2 separate regions of the Homo sapiens genome follow, and region 1 is linked to region 2. Evidence: chromatin loops called from intact Hi-C (ENCODE). Cell type or tissue: Caco-2. All regions are shown on one strand. Each heading gives the region's core, and the rest is flanking DNA. Links, peaks and the distances in the headings are about the cores only.

Evidence for each region. Hi-C counts contacts between places; a loop is a spot of excess contacts. Peaks named below come from ENCODE experiments on the same cell type or tissue, not always from the same donor. Only the 100,000 strongest peaks of a DNase experiment are listed, where the experiment ranks them.
Region 1: a loop joins it to region 2, with 2.0 times the contacts of the local background. A loop is called at or near these places in 3 of 110 quality-filtered maps.

The regions. Positions count from the first base shown.
Region 1 is chr2:105,967,071-105,970,107 of GRCh38, forward strand. LOC105373531 (a long non-coding RNA gene) reads left to right here. Exons shown (of 3, transcript XR_923144.3): 3 at 2,622-3,037. Among named protein-coding and RNA genes, the nearest start is that of ECRG4, 97 kb to the right of the region's middle. In Caco-2, for the core only: no CTCF peak of the experiment used is centred there; a DNase peak (open chromatin) is centred at 1,571.
Region 2 is chr2:105,895,518-105,898,248 of GRCh38, forward strand. No RefSeq gene overlaps it. Among named protein-coding and RNA genes, the nearest start is that of NCK2, 150 kb to the left of the region's middle. In Caco-2, for the core only: no CTCF peak of the experiment used is centred there; a DNase peak (open chromatin) is centred at 1,436.

The sequences.
Region 1 (3,037 bases), core at 334-2,833, 72 kb after region 2:
ATCCCAAAGGTGGGAGTCAAGGATGTTTGATTTCACCAGAATTCCAGGGCCTGGGGCAGGCAGGGCCAAGGTCAGGCCGACCTTGGCTGGACATGGTCCATTAGAACTAAAGGAACCAGACCTCTCCAGGCTATTTTGGATCACCAGGACCAGTCCAGCCAAGTAGGCCTTCTGTCCTAGATGGTTGAAAATGGTTATCTACCTTGACTTTGCAATAGGATGGCCTGGGGGAGCTTAAGAAAATGCTGAAGGCTGGGTTCACCCCATAAACTCCTTCTCTGCAGAGTTGACTTACCCACTAGGCACGGTGCCTAGAACACACAAAAGGTTTACATTTCCCTTGAAATCAAATGAAGAAAACAGACTTTTACGTCAAAGAAGAGGTTTTAATATGCAAAATTAACATATTTTTCTTTATACCAAAGCAGTCATAAAATGTCTCAATATATTTTTACAGATGAAGGAGCCCTGGAAACTCATACTGTAGCCCTGGCCAGGGGTGCCCCACTGTGGCATCGGGAGTTTTGAAAGCTTCCCAGGTTGTTCTAATATGTAGCCAAGGTTGCAAACCACTGGTTTTAAGGGTGTCCAAGTGACTTCCTATGCTTAAATAGGTCTACCTGGCCTCCCCTGAGTCTTGCTAGAAATTTCAATTTTAGAGAAATTATAATTAATTGAAAGTAAAAAGTTTTAAATTAAATTGGAACCTGGTTTCTAAAGTCCTCATTCAAATACTTATCAAATGTTGCAGTTACCAGAGACTGAGTAGGCTTTGAAAAAGTGCATTTAATGTGTGAATAGAGGCAGGAGAGATTACTGGTGGTAGTACAGGCAGTTGGCATCCCCAGGCAGCTGGGGGTGTCTGCTCAGGCTAAGAAGGGGGGCTGCTGATGGAGAGGAACCCAAGTGGCCACCTGGACAGCCAGTGGGCCCTCCTATGTCCATGGGCTCCAGGGACTTCCAAAGCTTTCCTTGTTAGATCTGAAGCAGCCTCAAGGCAAGCAGGGTGATGGATTGATCATTATTACCCCACTTTCAAGGTCAAGTTCGGGCCACACATCACAACAGGCCGACTGCCCACCAGCCAGGCAGTGTCCTGCAGCACGGGTGACTTTGCTAACTTCAGACCCTGTATTTCAGTTAAAGCAGAAGATACTGTTAGACTGTGTTTGGGGAGAAAATGAAAACATTCTCTCACTCTTCACCAGCTTTTGAAGACCAGCATTGAAAATTGCCATGATTTTCATAATGGTACACTGATCCCAGGGCAGCCATGTCTGAAATGTTCAGGTAGAAGAAGCAACAAGTGATTTTGTGTGTGTGTGTGTGTGTGTGTGTGTGTGTGTGTGTGTGTGTGTGTGTGTAACAACATGCTGTTTAATGAGCCCCTGGGTGCAGGTGGGCTGAGGCCTAAAATGACATCAGCCCCAAGGAGGACGGGACAGGGGTTTTATAGTCCTCTGTAAACAGGAAGTGTCCCAGTCTGATGTGATTGCTACGTAGTACCCGGATGGCCTCCTTCTCAATCTTCAGGGGTACGTGTCTTCCAGCCAGGGTAGGTATCTTCTGGCTGGCTCTCTTCCTGATTCTGCTATCTTGCTGACACACGCTGCTGACTCACGTGGACTTGTGCCTTTGGACTGGGCCTGAGAAGGGAGGAGATACTCATCCCTTCAAACTTTCAGGCCCCAGAGAGAATCTTTCATTCCTATTTGGTTATAGAAAAAAGGGAAAAGGGGCAACTTTCTCAATAACTACTGCAGGTGTGACATAGGGGGTGGCGTGGGCACCTTGGAAAAAGAAAACCTTAATTTTTTGGGTATTCTTGAGAGACGGGTTGGTATCCACTGTGTCACTGTAGCAGAAGCAACGTCTGAATTGTCTGGTGGTTAACTGTAGTTTCAACAAGTTTTAATGGCTTTTATTATCAATGTTTTAATGGCTATTATCAATGTTTTAATGGCTATTATCAATGTTTTAATGGCTATTATTTAATTATTATCAATGTTTTAATTATCAATGGGATAACACAGGAGAAACAGGAGGAGCCCAATGATGAAGATTACTGTCCCTACCCATGTTTTAAATCCTCCTAAATTAGAGAACCACCCTCCCAGAAGGTTTGCCAGGTCCCATCCCTTCCAGGTTTGAGTTGGTACTTGGGCTACTTTTCTGATGTTTGAAGCAATTTCTAGAACTGCTTTTTCCATTATCATCTATGTTAAAACAGCAATTAGAGACATTAAACTTACCACAGACCCCACCTTCTTCTGCTAATAAGTAGTCTAGTGCTAGTCTGTTTTGATAAATTGTCAGGTGCATTTGGTTTTGTTGTTGCGTGAGCATTTCCAGGGCTGAGGTGGTTTGGTTAGTGATTATCTCTAGAACCACCTGTAGTCTAATTATTCTATTTAGCATAAATATGAGAGTATGATAACCCCATGAACCATCCTCTGCCCAAGTGACAGAACTGTAATATTTGAATATCCGCTGCGGAAGCCATTCGTCCTCTTGCCATCTTTGGCTTCCTCCTACCTTTAAGGATCGTTTTTCTCTGTTTAAGGTATCATACACAGGGACTCCCAGTATGAGCAACAAGTGATTTTTGGCCTTCCCTTTAGGAACAGGATCTCCGGCAGGGTCCACAGGGCTCCACCCTGGCTGCAGGACAACAGCTCCATCTTTTGGACAGCGATGGGATTTGCTTAGGGGCCCAGAGAGTATAGACACTGCCCTCTGTCTCCTCACTTCCACTGCCCCTACCCACTGCCCAAGAAATGAAAAAGAAAGAGAAGAAAAAGGGAGACAGGCAGCTCTCCAGCGTGGAGATCATCAGTCTTGCTTCTCCTTCCCTGCAAGACTATATGACTTGCATTTGCCATTGTGGAAAATTTTACAACATAGTGGAGAGAAAATAAATACTTCAACTTTTTTTTTTTTAATTTAAAGGTGAGCATAACACTAAGAGGTTAGTGTGAAGTGTGATGCCATTCCCAAAGACCTGAGGGCCTCGTGAAAAAAAAAAAAACTACGTACA
Region 2 (2,731 bases), core at 232-2,731:
TGCTCTGGCCAGGCGGGCCAATGCCATCAATCTTCCTGGACAGATCTTGTTTTGCTGTTCTGTTGCCTCTTTGCACAGACAGCAAGGGACAATAAAGGTTAGTCATTCTGCACTCAGGTAACTTTGCTCACTTGTTTGTATCTAAATATGCCTTTTAGGTAAACATCGTGCCATCCTGCTGGCACGTAACCACCAAGACCGTCACGTATGGTTTATGGCCCAGTGCCATTAAATGATGTTTCTTGTGAGCTACAACTGGCCAACTTTTTTCCCAAACTGCATCACAAATTAAAATCTTCTAGTCTTTATAATGGCTGAAACCAATGTTTCCAAATCATTTTCAGTGCTAGTTCAACTGTGTCTTGCTTTCTATGTGCTAACCAGTTTACAATCTACTTTTCTACAATTCCTACTGCTCAACACCAGAATACCAAAGTAATTTCTTAAGACCAAAGTTCAGAACTGAAAGGATAGAAAAGTTTGAAAGTATTATTTAAATCTTACATTTCAATAAACATGAGTCTGGTTTTGGCCTTTTCTTACTAGAATGCAGCACTGTTTATTGTTGGCATCTGTGTCATTGATGTGGTTATTTCGTTTCTAACGTCTTGCCACATGCTGGCTGCTCTCCTGAGGAGCGGCATTGCAGGCTTTGGTTACCTGTTTAAGCCAGGCACGATGGCAGTGCCTAGCTGTCCTTACCGGCCCTGGGACTTCAAGCAAATTACTCAGCATCTCTGAATGTGTTTGCTCCCGAGTCAAATGGGGCTGCCCTGTTGAGGGTGCTTGTGCAAGTGCTACCTAACAGTGACAGATGCCTTTGGGGGTGGCCTGCGTGTGTCAAGGGATCTACTCAACATTTTTCTCACTTGGAACTAACTCATTGGTGCCCTGTTAGCCAGGGGCTTCCTCAGGGCCCCCCTGAAGAGCCGACTGCCTCAGACCGTCAGTGTGATCCTTCCCTAGCAGTCTTAGGGCCAATGCACCCCTGCTTCTTAAAGCTTAAGACTCCTCGAGTGTTGAAGGGAGGTTGCTTCAACAAACTGTTGAGCTGTCTTTCTTAAATTAGAAGCCCAAACCAAAAGCCACACTCAGCCATACTCAGCACTGGCCTTCTTACCTGCAGTGGTTGGTGAATTCACATCCCTAAAAATGATCCTCTTCAGGGTAGGAAGTATCTTTGTTTTCTCCTTAGGGGTTGGGAGCAGGGTGGGATGGTGGGAAAAAGAAGTCCATTAAACCAACCAGTATTCCACAAATGTTGGGATGTTCCCCGCAGGCTTCAAGTAGATGAGAGTAGAACCCAAAGTCAGGTCTAAACCCCCTCATGAGAACCTCCCGCTGGAACATTCTCAGCCCAAGTGACACAGTGGCTATTGAGCATTGGGCAAAAGTTCAGTAAGCCAACTAGTGTCCAGAAAACCTGTGTTCCCCCCTACCCCCAGCAGATGGCATTCCCACTGCTGAGGAAGCCGGCCGTTCCTGAGTGTAGCCCATTGGACCTCCAGCCATTAGGAAATGTGCTCCTTCTTGTGCTGTTCCTCAGACTCTGATTTGCAGGGCAACAGGGCAGTCATCTTTTTTTTTTTTTTTATAACTTGTAAGTTCAGGGGGACATGTACAGGTTTGTTAGGTAGGTAAACTTGTGTCATAGGGATTTGTTGTACGGACTATTTTGTTCCCCAGGTACTAAGCCTACTACCAATTATTTTTTCTAATCCCCTTCCTCTTCCCAGCCTCCACCTTCCAGTAGGCCCCAGTGTGTGTGGTTCCCCTCTGTGTCCATGTATTCTCATCATTTAGCTCCCACTTACAAGTGAGAACATGCTGTCTATGGTTTTCTGTTCCTGCATTAGTTTGCTAAGGATAATGGCCTCCAGCTCCATCCATGTCCCTGCAAAGGACATGATCTTGTTCTTTCTTATGGCTGCATAGTATTCCGTGGTGTGTATGTACCACATTTTCTTTTTCCAGTCTACAATTAGTGGGCACTTAGGTTGATACCATGTCTTTGCTATTGTGAATAATGCTGCAATGAACATATGTGTGCATGTATCTTTATGATACAGCAATTTATATTCCTTTGGATATTTACCTGCTAATAAGATTGCTGGGTTAAATGGTAGTTCTGTTTTTAGGTCTTTGAGGAATCACCACACTGCTTTTTGCAATGATTGAACTAATTTACATTCCCACTAACAGTGTAAAAGTGTTCCTTTTTCTCTGTGACCTCACCAGCATCTGTTCTTTTTTGACTTTTTAATAGTAGCCATTCTGACTGGTGTGGGATGGTATCTCATTGTGGTTTTGGTTTGCATTTCTCTAATGACCAGTGATGCTGAGCTTTTTTTCATGTTTGTTGGCCACATGTATGTCTTATTTTGAAAAGTGTCTGTTCATGTCTTTTGCCCACTTTTTATTGAGGTGGGTTTTTTTCTTGTAAATTTGTTTAAGTTCCTTATAGATACTGAATATTAGACCTTTGTCAGATGCAGAATTTGCGAAAATGTTCTGCCATTCTGTAGGTTGTCTGTTTACTCTGTGGATAGTTTCTTTTGCTGTGCAGAAGCTCTTTAGTTTATTTAGATCTCATTTGTCAACTTTTGCTTTAGTTGCAATTGCTTTTGGTATCTTTGTCATGAAATCCTTGCCTGTTCCTATGTCCAGAGTGGTATTGCCTAGGTTGTCTTCCAGAGTTTTTATAATTTTGGGTTTCACATGTTAAGTCTTT